Regions from separate parts of the Homo sapiens genome. Here region 1 is linked to region 2. The links are chromatin contacts, found by Hi-C or POLR2A ChIA-PET in ENCODE. All regions are on one chromosome and are shown on one strand. Each heading gives the region's core, a stretch centred on a gene start or an enhancer-like site at or near the end of the contact. The rest is flanking DNA. Distances are from core to core; before and after follow the strand shown. Region 1 has its middle 160 kb from the start of FGF1. Region 2 has its middle 150 kb from the start of SPRY4-AS1.

Evidence for each region. A loop is a pair of places that touch in the nucleus more often than their neighbours do. ChIA-PET counts read pairs that join two places held with the same protein, here RNA polymerase II (POLR2A). Pooled maps may share reads with other maps.
Region 1: a map of MCF 10A shows a loop between it and region 2 (5-fold over the local background). The contact joins two enhancer-like sites. A Hi-C loop is called at or near these places in 4 of 168 maps with a recorded cell type or tissue (IMR-90, MCF 10A, aorta and 1 more) and 2 of 50 pooled maps. POLR2A ChIA-PET finds 5 or more read pairs at or near these places in 3 of 52 experiments (AG04449, T-cell and endothelial cell of umbilical vein).

What each region holds. Positions count from the first base shown.
Region 1 is chr5:142,527,343-142,532,764 of GRCh38, forward strand. No RefSeq gene overlaps it. Among named protein-coding and RNA genes, the nearest start is that of FGF1, 160 kb to the right of the region's middle. Within about 2 kb of position 2,454, at least 4 of the 41 ENCODE cell types and tissues checked have a DNase peak (open chromatin) inside an H3K27ac peak, as active enhancers do; they include endothelial cell of umbilical vein, where a contact is called at or near this core.
Region 2 is chr5:142,467,915-142,473,926 of GRCh38, forward strand. No RefSeq gene overlaps it. Among named protein-coding and RNA genes, the nearest start is that of SPRY4-AS1, 150 kb to the left of the region's middle. RefSeq lists an enhancer at 4,390-4,684. Within about 2 kb of position 4,562, at least 7 of the 41 ENCODE cell types and tissues checked have a DNase peak (open chromatin) inside an H3K27ac peak, as active enhancers do; they include endothelial cell of umbilical vein, where a contact is called at or near this core.

The sequences.
Region 1 (5,422 bases), core at 1,204-3,703, 57 kb after region 2:
GACAGTAATATGGGAAGCCAAATGATGACCTAAAGGTTTCCTTGTGGGCAAGGACCTATCCAAGCCAAGGGTGTGAATGGGACGCTCTTAATGCCTGGGGCAGAGTGTGACAGGCTCAGGATCTAAGACTGCTACAGGGGTTGTGTCCACCAGGACCTAGAGAAACACTCTACTGACTGGTGTTAACCAGTTTAAAAGAAAAATAATGGTTTGTTTCACAAAATCAATATATGTACATTGTTGAACCATTAGATAAGGAACATGAATTAATATAAATAACATTCATAATGCTTTATTTCAAAATATGCCATGGCAAATACCTTGTATATCCTTTCTAGGCAAATGCCGTATATACCTTTTCTAGCCTTTTTCTCTGCACATCTGTTAAACTGCTTAATCCCCTTCTAATTTGTTTCCTCCCCAAAAAGATGATTACCCTTATGAAAAATCACTCTAGGTAAACTGCCCGTATTGTTTGCCTCTCTAGCAGAGTTCAGCTTCTTATTTCAGCTTCTCTAACCATAAACAGTATGAGAAGACCTCTCTAGCTATAATTGTTTCACTTTTTCACTTCCTGCTTTTCAGAATTATTTCTTTGTAAAAACCCTTTGTATTGTAAACAAACAAAAAGCCAGAAACAGAAAATCTTACAAAACAAATATACAGTTTAATGAATTATTCTAAGGCAAACCCTTCCCAGGTCCACAAACATAACTGAGCTGCCTCCTCCAGAAGGTCCACCCTGGGCTCTGTCCAATCCTACTCCTTCCTTCCCCCAGAAAGTTCCTGCTGGCCCGACTTTAATCACTTCCTCATAGTTTAGAAAATAGTTTTATCACCCAAATATGTATTCCTATATACTACAGCTTGGTCTTTCCCTCTTAAAACAATTTCTTAAAAGATTCTTTAACAGATTTCTCACCATTCTTTTCTTTTCCTTAGAATTTATCTGTTGAGGCCAGGCACAGTGGCTCACGCCTGTAATCCCAGCACTTTGAGAGGCCAAGGCAAGGGGATCACCTGAGGCCAAGAGTTAGAGACCAGCCTGGCCAACATGGTGAAACCCCGTCTCTATTAAAATTACAAAAAATTAGCTGAGCATGGTGGCGGGTACCTGTAATCCTAGCTACTTGGGAGGCTGAGGCAGGAGAATTGCTTTAACCCCGGAGGCGGAGGCTGCAGTGAGCTGAGATTGCCCCTCTGCACTCCAGCCTGGGCAACAAGAGCGAAACTGCGTCTCAAAAAAAAAGAATTTATCTGTTGAAAAATTAGAGGTACTCAACCCGTAGAGTTGCCCACGGTCTGGAATTGGTCCATTTCGATCCCATGGTGCACTTCAGCGTGTTTGCCTATGTCCTTTTTATTTCCTGCAAATTGGCAACTGATTCAGAGGCTTGATCAGACTTATGGCTGATCCCTTGGGCAAGACTATAAATGGTACTGCATTTCTTCATCAGGTGGCACATCAAGTTTGCTTGTCTCTTTTTTTTTGTAATGTTAGTAGCTGTTGGTGCACATTGCCTCAGTCTTTTTGTTTGTTTGTTTGTTTGTTTTTTTGAGACGGAGTCTCACTCTGTTGCCCAGGCTAGAGCGCAGTGGTGCGATCTCAGCTCATTGCCAGCTCCGCCTCCTGGGTTCACACTTTACTCCTGCCTCAGCCTCCTGTGTAGCTGGGACTACAGGCGCCCGCCACCACGCCCGGCTGATTTTTTGTATTTTTAGTAGAGACGGGGTTTCACTGTGTTAGCCAGGATGGTCTCGATCTCCTGACCTCTTAATCCGCCCGCCTCGGCCTCCCAAAGTGCTGGGATTACAGGTGTGAGCCACCGCACCTGGCCGCCTCAGTCTTAATTCATTGGGGTTATAGGCTGCTGATGATTCTAGTTCTTTTTTCTCATTCATTCACTGGAATACTTTTTATTATAAAGAGGTGCTGTGCCTCATCTAATATTTGCTTACACAGTGGCACAATTCATATAGGAAAGGCAGAATAAATGCTTTCTCTTTATTCATCAAGTTTTTTCTTTTTTTCTTTTTTTTTTTGGAAACAGAGTCTGGCACTGTCGCCCAGGCTGGAGTGTAATGGCATGATCTCAGCTCACTGCAACCTCTGCCTCCCAGGTTGAAGTGATTCTCCTGCCTCAGCCTCCCGAGTAGCTGGGATTACAGGCGCCTGCCACCACGCCTGGCTAATTTTTTGTATTTTTAGTAGAGATGGGGTTTCACCATGTTGGCCAGGCTGGTCTCGAACTCCTGACCTCATGATCCACCCGCCTCAACCTCTCAAAGTGCTGGGATTACAGGCATGAGCCACCATGTCTGGCCTATACATCAATTTTTAAGATAATGAATTGATTCCCTGTCATCATCAAAAACTGACTTAAAAAAAAAACAAAACAAAACTATGAACTCATGGAGGTGTCTCATCATTAGGGAGGTGAGTCAGGTTGTTCAACAAGACCAAGGCTGTGGAGTCAGCCAGTGTTACTTCCTCTACATTCCATTGTTGAAAGCAAGTCCAGACACAAAGAGTGGAAGGATAGACTCCAGCTTTTGATGTAAGGAGCTGCAGAGTATTTGCCACCATTATTTAATCTGTAATATCTAGTTTTGCTGTAAATGCTTCCATGCTTTTTTGGTTTTCTGTTTCAGTGTGAGAATTCGAAGAGATTCAAAGACTATATCACCACCATGGTCTTGCCAGAATCTGCCCTCTGAGTCATTTCTTAATCTACTGATTATCTGTAGAACCAGCCTTATATAAACAAGGAAGCATCTAGCAGGTGAGGTGGCCACAACTTCTGCTCCTGATCCTCATGCGTGGCAGGCTTTGCCTCCATACTACTTGCATTACCTTGTAGACCTCCACGAAAGCCTCGAGTCCTTGTGCTTTCAGGCCCAGAAGGCCTTCTGGGTGCTCAAATGGTCCCTTCCATGCTCATTGTGCTAGGGCCACACTATGTTCCTAACAGAACTGTCCCTACTTCATGGGCACTCAGATCTGGTCCCTGGGGCCAGAAGCCTCTTACCATAACCTGTGTCCATTTCAGTCAATATCTACCATTAACTCCTTCCTGCCACCTCACCTCCTGAAGGCCTGTTTACCTGCAGACAAATAAAATCCCAAACTATATATTTGCTCCCAACCCACACTGGCTGTACGAGCCTGCCCAGTTCCAAACAGAGCCAAACTCTGAGTCCCAGTTCAGGCTCAACTGGGACATCCTAATACACGTAGAAAAACCATCCCCATCCAAGATCATATTACTATTTCCCTATATACTTTTCTGATAGCTTCATATATTATTTCATGTCATTGATTTACATTTAAACCCTAATCCATTTGGAATTTGTCTTAGTGTATTATAAGAAGTAAGAATCTAAGTTTTCCTCTAAATGAGTTGTCAGATATATTTAGACTGCTTGTTGACTAAACTGTCTTCCCCAACTGATTTGAAATCATATCCCTATTTCATTTACTGAATGCTTAGACACACACACAGTGTACTCTCTCTCTCACACACACACACACACGCACACATACACACACTTGTGTCCACCTCTGCAGCTCTCACTGTGACGTGGGCTCTGAACTTCTGAGCCTCCCGATGGCTGCCCCCAAGCACCACGTGTCACGCCATTACCCTTGCCACAAAATGGATTATGCATGTTACTCTTGTGAAGATAAGTCTCTCTGATTAGAGAAGACTGATCATATACCTTCACTCCATCTTCAAGGAAGGCCAGGAATGTGGGGCAGCAGCTTCTCTGAGAAGTAGGACTTAATGAGGTAAGTAAGCAATGTCCCAGACTTGGAAACACCCAGAAGTTACTTACACTTAAAAGGACAGCTGTCCAGCAGATACATTTATTACATGGGCTTTAGGAAGTCAGCTGGACCTTATCATACAAGTGTGTGTCTTAAAGCTGAGAGACCTCTCTGAATCCAGACCTTGAATTAATAGTCACTAACACTCACTCCATGCCAGGCCTTGTGCTAAGCTCTTTACACACATTTTCCATTAGACCTCACAACAATCTTATGAAGTGTCTACTGTCATCTCCAGTATGTATTATTATCCCCATCTCACAACTGAGGAAACCAAGGCACAGAGAGGAAGTATCATGTTCTATATCATTCAGGTAGTAAGCAATAGGCATGGACTTGAACCCAGTGGGCTGCGCATCGTTCTGCCTTTGACAAAGCCGTTTATTGTGTTGAAGACCAAATCCTGGTGCTGGGACACCACTACACTTTCCTCAGTTCAGAACTCAGTTCTGATGCCAAAACCAAAGAGAATTTTACAGGAAAATAAGGTCAACCAGATTTGAAAGAATCATCATGCATAGTTCTCTTAATGTTTTCTGAGATGAACGGGTTTCAGTACAAGGATGTTTTATTATCTTTGTTAAAATGGAAGTGTTGTCCAGGCGCGATGGCTCATGCCTGTAATCCCGGCACTTTGGGAGGCCGAGGTGGGCGGATCACCTGAGGTCAGGAGTTGAAGACCAGCCTGGCCAACATGGTGAAACCCCGTCTCTACTAAAAATACAAAAATTAGCCAGGTGTGGTGGACATCTGTAATCCCAGCTACTCTGGAGGCTGAGGCAGGAGAATCACCTGAACCCAGGAGGCGGAGCTTGCAGTGAGCCAAGATTACGCCACTGCACTCCAGCCTGGGTGACAGAGTGAGAGCCCGTCTCAAAAAAAAAAAAAAAAAAGGAAGTGTTGAACATTCTTGTTGGTTTTGTCCTTCTTTACCCTGTTATACTGGGAATTGTGTCCCGAAGGAATAATGTCACATGAACTTAGTTCCCAGGCCCCAACTTCAGGGTCACTGTAGAGTTCTGGAAACCTTTGTAGAACAGTTCCTGTTCTCACCCCTTCATATGCATTCTTTCAGTTTTTCCAGACAGAATCAGCGGCCAATTTGGAGACACAAATACTTAAAACAATCCCACTTCCTACCTTGCCATAAATACATGAGCATAAGCTCTGGTTGTGAAATTCAATGCTTATTTGGCTCAAGGTTAAATTGTAAAGGAGCTTTAAGGGCCCCATTTAGGATGGAGATAAATGCACAAATGAAAATGCACATAACTCGGGGAACACACGCAATTAATGATGGCCACTGGAATACCCTGCCTCCTTGGGCCAGCAGCTCTCCTGTTTTGGAACTGCTTAGATAAAATTGGCGGGAGCCAGGAAGGAGGGGACGCTGTTGCTTCAGTGCAAGATGACAACTGAAACCAGGAGGGAAGTAAGTGGGAGGAGAGGCTAGAGCAGAGGGCCATAATTTCATTATGAATTCCTGCCTATTCTGAGCAATTGTCCCCAAATCTGTCATTGAAAGTGCAGTTTCCTCTATGAAAACTGTCTTTCCAAGAACCTTGGGAAAGATTATGAGAACAGGAAGTAGGG
Region 2 (6,012 bases), core at 3,312-5,811:
TCATCTCAAAACCATCCCCCCAACCCCCTGGACCTTGGAAAAATTGTCTTTTGCAAAACCGGCCCTTGGTGCCAAAAAGGTTGGGGACCACTGGTTTGGGGATCTTTAAAATTCCTTCCAGCTCTGACAGCGCAGGTCAATATTGATGCTATTGATGCTATTCTTTTTTTTTTTTTTTTGAGACGGAATCTCACTCTCTCACCCAGGCTGGAATGAAGTGGTGTGATCTCAGCTCACTGCAAGCTCTGCCTCCCGGGTTCATGCCATCCTCCTGCCTCAGCCTCCCGAGTAGCTGGGACTACAGGTGCCCACCACCACACCTGGCTAATTTTTTGTATTTTTAGTAGAGATGGGGTTTTGCCATGTTAGCCAGGATGGTCTCGATCTCCTGACCTTGTGATCTGCCAGCCTTGGCCTCCCAAAGTGCTGGGATTACAGGCGTGAGCCACCGCGCCTGGCCTATTATTCTTATAGTCGTAGTGATAATATAATAACAGTGCCACCATCATCATCGCGGCTGCCAGCTTTTACTGCATGCTCACTATGTGTCCGGCACTATGCTCAGTGTTTTACATGGATTGTCTCATCTGAGCTTCACAGCCAACTCTGAGGTTGCTACTATTGCTCTGCCTGTTTCATAGATGAGGACACTGACAGGTTTACTAACTTGCTCAAGGTCACCACATAGTAAGTGGCAGAGCTGGTGTGTGACCCCCCCGGCCATCTGACTCGAAGCCTGCGTTCTTACCCACCACGCTTGCCACCTTCTGCCCAGCATCGCGGAGTACCTGGGTTTTGCTTGATGAAAACGCCATGGAATCAGGAAGCTGGTGGAAGGAACGTGGCTGAGCCCCTTCCAGGTTCTTTTTGTTCAGTTAGCCCCTTGGGCAAACCTGTAGGAAAAAACTTATATTTCAGAACAAAAAATTTCAAACTCATAGAAACAGCAGAAAAGCATTTGCCAGGGGCTGGGTGGGGGGCAGAGGATATGGGGAGATGTTGGTCAAAGGGTACAAACTTTCAGTCCTAGGATGAACAGATTTGGAGGCACTGATGTACAGCCTGATATGACTATAGTTAATCATACTGTATTATATATTTGAAATGTGCTGAGAGTAAACCTTAAACCTCATAAAAAAAAAACAGGTGATGGATATGTTAATTAATTTGGGGTAATCAATTTACAATATTTACATCTATCAAATCATTACATTATACTATTTTAATATATACAATTTTTTTTTTTTGAGACAGAGGTTCACTCTTGTTGCCCAGGCTGGAGTGCAATGGCGTGATCTCGGCTCACCGCAACCTCCACCTCCCAGGTTCAAGTGATTCTCCTGCCTCAGCCTCCCTAATAGCTGGGATTACAGGCATGTGCCACCACGCCTGGCTAATTTTGTATTTTCTTTAGTAGAGACAGGGTTTCTCCATGTTGGTCAGGCTGGTCTCGAACTCCCGACCTCAGGTGATCCGCCTGCCTTGGCCTCCCAAAGTGCTGGGATTACAGGCATGAGCCACTGTGCCCAGCCTAAATATATACAATTTTAACAGTTACACCTCAATAAAGCTGAAAAAGATAAAAATAAAACCAAAAAAATGAGGTTTAGAAGCATAGACGGCTATGTGACATGGTTCTCTAGGAGAACGAGTCGGAGGTCCGTCTCAGCACCTTAACTTCCCAGCTGGCCACTTCTAGGTGTGGAATTGAGGAAGTGTTGCCACAGCCCACAGGTGCAGGTGAGAATGTGCGCCTGTGTTGAGGAGGCTGGGGGAGGTGGATGGAGCATTCGGCTCCACGGCCTTGGATGCGCAGACTTGTGGGGCCTTTCTCACTCTGCTTTTGTGTGGCCAGACCCCTAAGCACTGGACTCCTGTTCCCTCCAGGGACCTCTCTCCTGCTGTCTCCTCACTCTCTGCTTCTGAGAGTAAGAGATGGGGCCTATTTTTGCTCTGTCTGCCCTCCTTCCCAGGAGGCTGAGAAATAACTTGGACTGAGGCCTGCCCCATTGAAGAAGGCCTGACAGTTCTTTTTTTGCCCACTTGTCATGTTGTCTGTCTGTTCATTCATTCCCATTCATTCTCTCCAGGGTCCACCCTTACCCTCCTCTGGCTGGAGAGGACTGGGAGAGTGGCCTAGGTTTACTCCGTTCTAGGCATTGGGTCCGTCGCCCCATTTGTCTTGCTTGTTCTTCTTGCTGGTGTGTTGTGGTGGCTGGCTCTGGGTGGAGGCACAGATTTGGGTCTGGGGGTGGGCATTCAAGAAAACCCCTTGGGGCACTCAAGCCTCGCTAGCTCCAGTGAGGGAGCTCGCAAGCCAGCCAGTGTTGCTGGGGTTCTACTCAGAGCCAGAGGCCAACCAGCCAATAATAAGGTGTTACTTTGCCTTGCTCTGTCCTCCTTGCACCCCTTTCCCTTGGGGCCTCATGGGGAAGGGTGGCTGATTTGTGGTAGGATTTGGGTTTTCTGTGTCCTGGCCAGTCCCTTCATGATGCCCTGTTACTCTCACTCCTGCAGACTCTGTGTGCCTATGAGTGATGAGCAAACTTTGTTAGGTGAGTGGGGTCCAGATGGAAAATGATGGGAAAAACCATGCTAATGTCATGATGCATTGAACAGGAAAGCCACTGATGGAGATGAAAGCATTTGTGTAAAGTAGCCTGGAAGCCTGGAAAGGGAGGGGAACTGTGGGAATTGACGGGAAAGGGAAGTCAGAAGGCCTGGCTTCTAGATGGAAGTCCTGTTTGAAGGGAAAATTAGTGATGCTTAAAATACTATGTTTAACATAAATTAAAGGGGATTTTGACTAGAATCTGGAGTAAATCTTATTTGTCTGACACTTAAATCCTTGCTTCTAGAATGCCCTCTCCTTGCAAAATAACAGTATTTCAGGTTTTGGTTACAATGCTGTATGAATAGATCTTGGTTTAGAAGGGCAATTGATCAGCCCCATGTGAGAGTTATTTACAGTACCTTTCCTTTTAGTAACATCTGAAACAAAGGTTGGTTTTTTAAAAAGTCTTTGTAGCATTCCTGACAAAACTTAAGAGACTTGCCTGATGGCACCGCTACATGCAGTTTGGTTTGTAATCTAGGGACAGTTCCAGCATGCAGAGATTCAGAGTGGGTTTCTTTGTGGTTTGTCTGCACCTGCCGGAGATCTGGTGCACCTATTAAACTTACAAGGCAGCTATTAGCCACCAACTGACACCAAGATTATAGGTTAAACTCTGAATTGGTTTAAACGGTGTCATCTGTCCACCAGGGCAGAGAGCAAGGTGGGGGGCATGTGTTTGGCAAATGGTAGGAAGTCACTCCAGCCTGGGGAGGAAAGTCTGATTATTAGCAACGGTAACACACAAAGAGGAGCGGGGTTGGGGTGGGCTTGTTGGAAAAGCCTTGAACCTGGAGTCAGAGAGACCCAAGTGTTGAATCCTGATTGTGTAACTCTGGTAAGCCTCAGTTTGTCATCTTGAAAATGGGAATGATAGGCCGGGCACGGTGGCTCACGCCTGTAATCCCAGCACTTTGGGAGGCCAAGGAGGGCAGATCATGAGGTCCGGAGATTGAGACCATCCTGGCTAACACAGTGAGACCCCGTCTCTACTAAAAATAGAAAAAAATTAGCCGGGCGTGGTGGCGGGCGCCTGTAGTCTCAGCTACTTGGGAGGCTGAGGCAGGAGAATGGCGTGAACCCAGGAGGCAGAGCTTGCAGTGAGCTGAGATCGCGCCACTGCACTCCAGCCTGGGTGACAGAGCGAGACTCCATTTCAAAAAAAAGAAAAAAGAAAGAAAATGAGAATGATAATACCTGATTTACAAAACAGAATTCAATGAATTTGAATTCACACAATTCTTGCTGACGTTCACACAATTCTTGCTGACACATTCACACAATTCTTGTGACATTCACACAATTCTTGCTGACATTCTTGCTGAATTGTGACATTCACACAATTCTTGCTGACACAGTACCTCACACCTGTAATCCCAGCACTTTGGGAGATTGAGGCAGGTGGATCTCCTGAGGCCAGGAGTTCAAAACCAGCCTGGCCAACATGGCAAAACCTCATCTCTACTAAAAATACAAAAATCAGCTGGGCGTGGTGGTGCATGTCTGTAATCCCAGCTACTCGGGAGGCTGAGGCACAAGAATCGCTTGAACCTGGGAGGCGGAGGTTGCAATGAGCTGAGATCGTGCCACTGCATTCCAGCCTGGGTGATAGAGCAAGATTCTGTCTTAAAAAACAAAACAAAACAAAACAAAACAAAAAACAAAAAAAAAGCTACACCGAGCTGCCTTAGTAGAAAAATAGCAGCAGCAGCATTGAAAAGAGAATTTTGTACAAGTCTCCAGCCTGCTGAATAGGGTAATTGAGAGAAAAGTTAAGCGTGCAGCTCTGGAGTCACACAGACTTGGATTCAAGTCTTGGCTGTGATACTTACATATGCTCAGGGTGTGCGACCTAGGGTGACCTCTCTGAGCCACAGTGTCCTCATTAGGATCATGGTAACATACATATCTATAGAGTCATGAAGAGTAAATGACACTACAATACAGTGCTGGGCTCACAGCTCCGGAAATGCTCATAGGCTCCGGAAATGCTCAGTCACCTTCTCTGTTAGTCACCTTGTTCCATCAAGCAGCATTTTTTCCTCTTGCATCACCACTACTTACTCTAAACTGGATTTTACCCTGAGTAGGGTAAAATTTTTCCCCTCTTCCTACAAGTACCCCCAGAAGCTTCCTACAAGCATGCCCCAGACTTTACTAATTGCAGGCCACCTGCCCAATTTCTGCCACCATTGCCTGCCTCCTCCATTGTTATTTAATATTTCTTCAAATTAACTTTTTAATACTTAAATGCATTTAAAGAAAACTTCACATCACTATTATAAGCAAATAGCGAATAGATCTTTAAATAGAATGTCTATGAATCACCTAAAATCCTCATATGTGCTCTCAGACACATCCACGTTATACTTGGGGAAATACTGGTCTGGTCCTTTACTCTTTAAAGTGTGGTCTCTGGACCGCAGCCTCAGCATGCCTGAGAATTGTTAGAAATGCAGTATCTCAGACCCCATCCCATACCTCCTGAATGAGAATCTGCATTTTTAGAAGATCCCCAATGATGGACATACTTTTTTGGGGGGAATTTATTACATTTTTTATTGAAGTGACATTCATATGCACACTTTTAAAGTTTGAGAAGCAGTAGTCTAGGGGATCTTTAAAATCCCTTCCAACTCTGGTGTGTGCCTATAGCCCAGTGACTTGTAACTCTGGAGCAGAAGGATTGCTTGAACCCAGGAGTTTGAGGCCAGACTGGGCAACATAGCAAGACCCTGTCTCTGAAAAAAAAATTCTTCTAGTTCTAACAACAAAGGTCAACTATTGATATTACTCTCTCTCTTTCTGAAATCCAGATCCATATTTCCAACTGACATATTCTACTTCAGGCCTAAACCTTGCCTTTCCCCACCTCCTCATCCTTGTAACCTTAGAAGCATCCATCATTAACTCCTTCCTCCCTGTTCCCTGACATCAGTTCTTGCCAAGGATGCCCAACCCTGTCTCCATCAGCCTCTCTCTGTCCATTCCTATAGCTCCAATTGCACTTCCAGTCCCTTACATCTTAGTGCCTGGGCTGTCACCCTCTCCTTCATTCTCTTTCCTCCAACTCTTGACAGCTCTGTATTCTTTTTTTTTTTTTTTTGAGATGGCAGAGTCTCACTCTGTCTCCCAGGCTGGAGTGCAGTGGTGCGATCTCAGCTCACTGCAACCTCTGCCTCTTGGGTTCAGGCAATTCTCCTGCCTCAGCCTCCCAAGTAGCTAGGACTACAGGTGCCCGCCACCATGCCCAGCTAGTTTTTTTTTTTTTTTTTGAGATGGAGTCTCGCTCTGTTGCCCAGGCTGGAGTGCAGTGGCATGATCTTGGCTCACTGCAAGCTCCGCCTCCCAGGCTGGAGTGCAATGGCATGATCTTGGCTCACTGCAAGTCCCGCCTC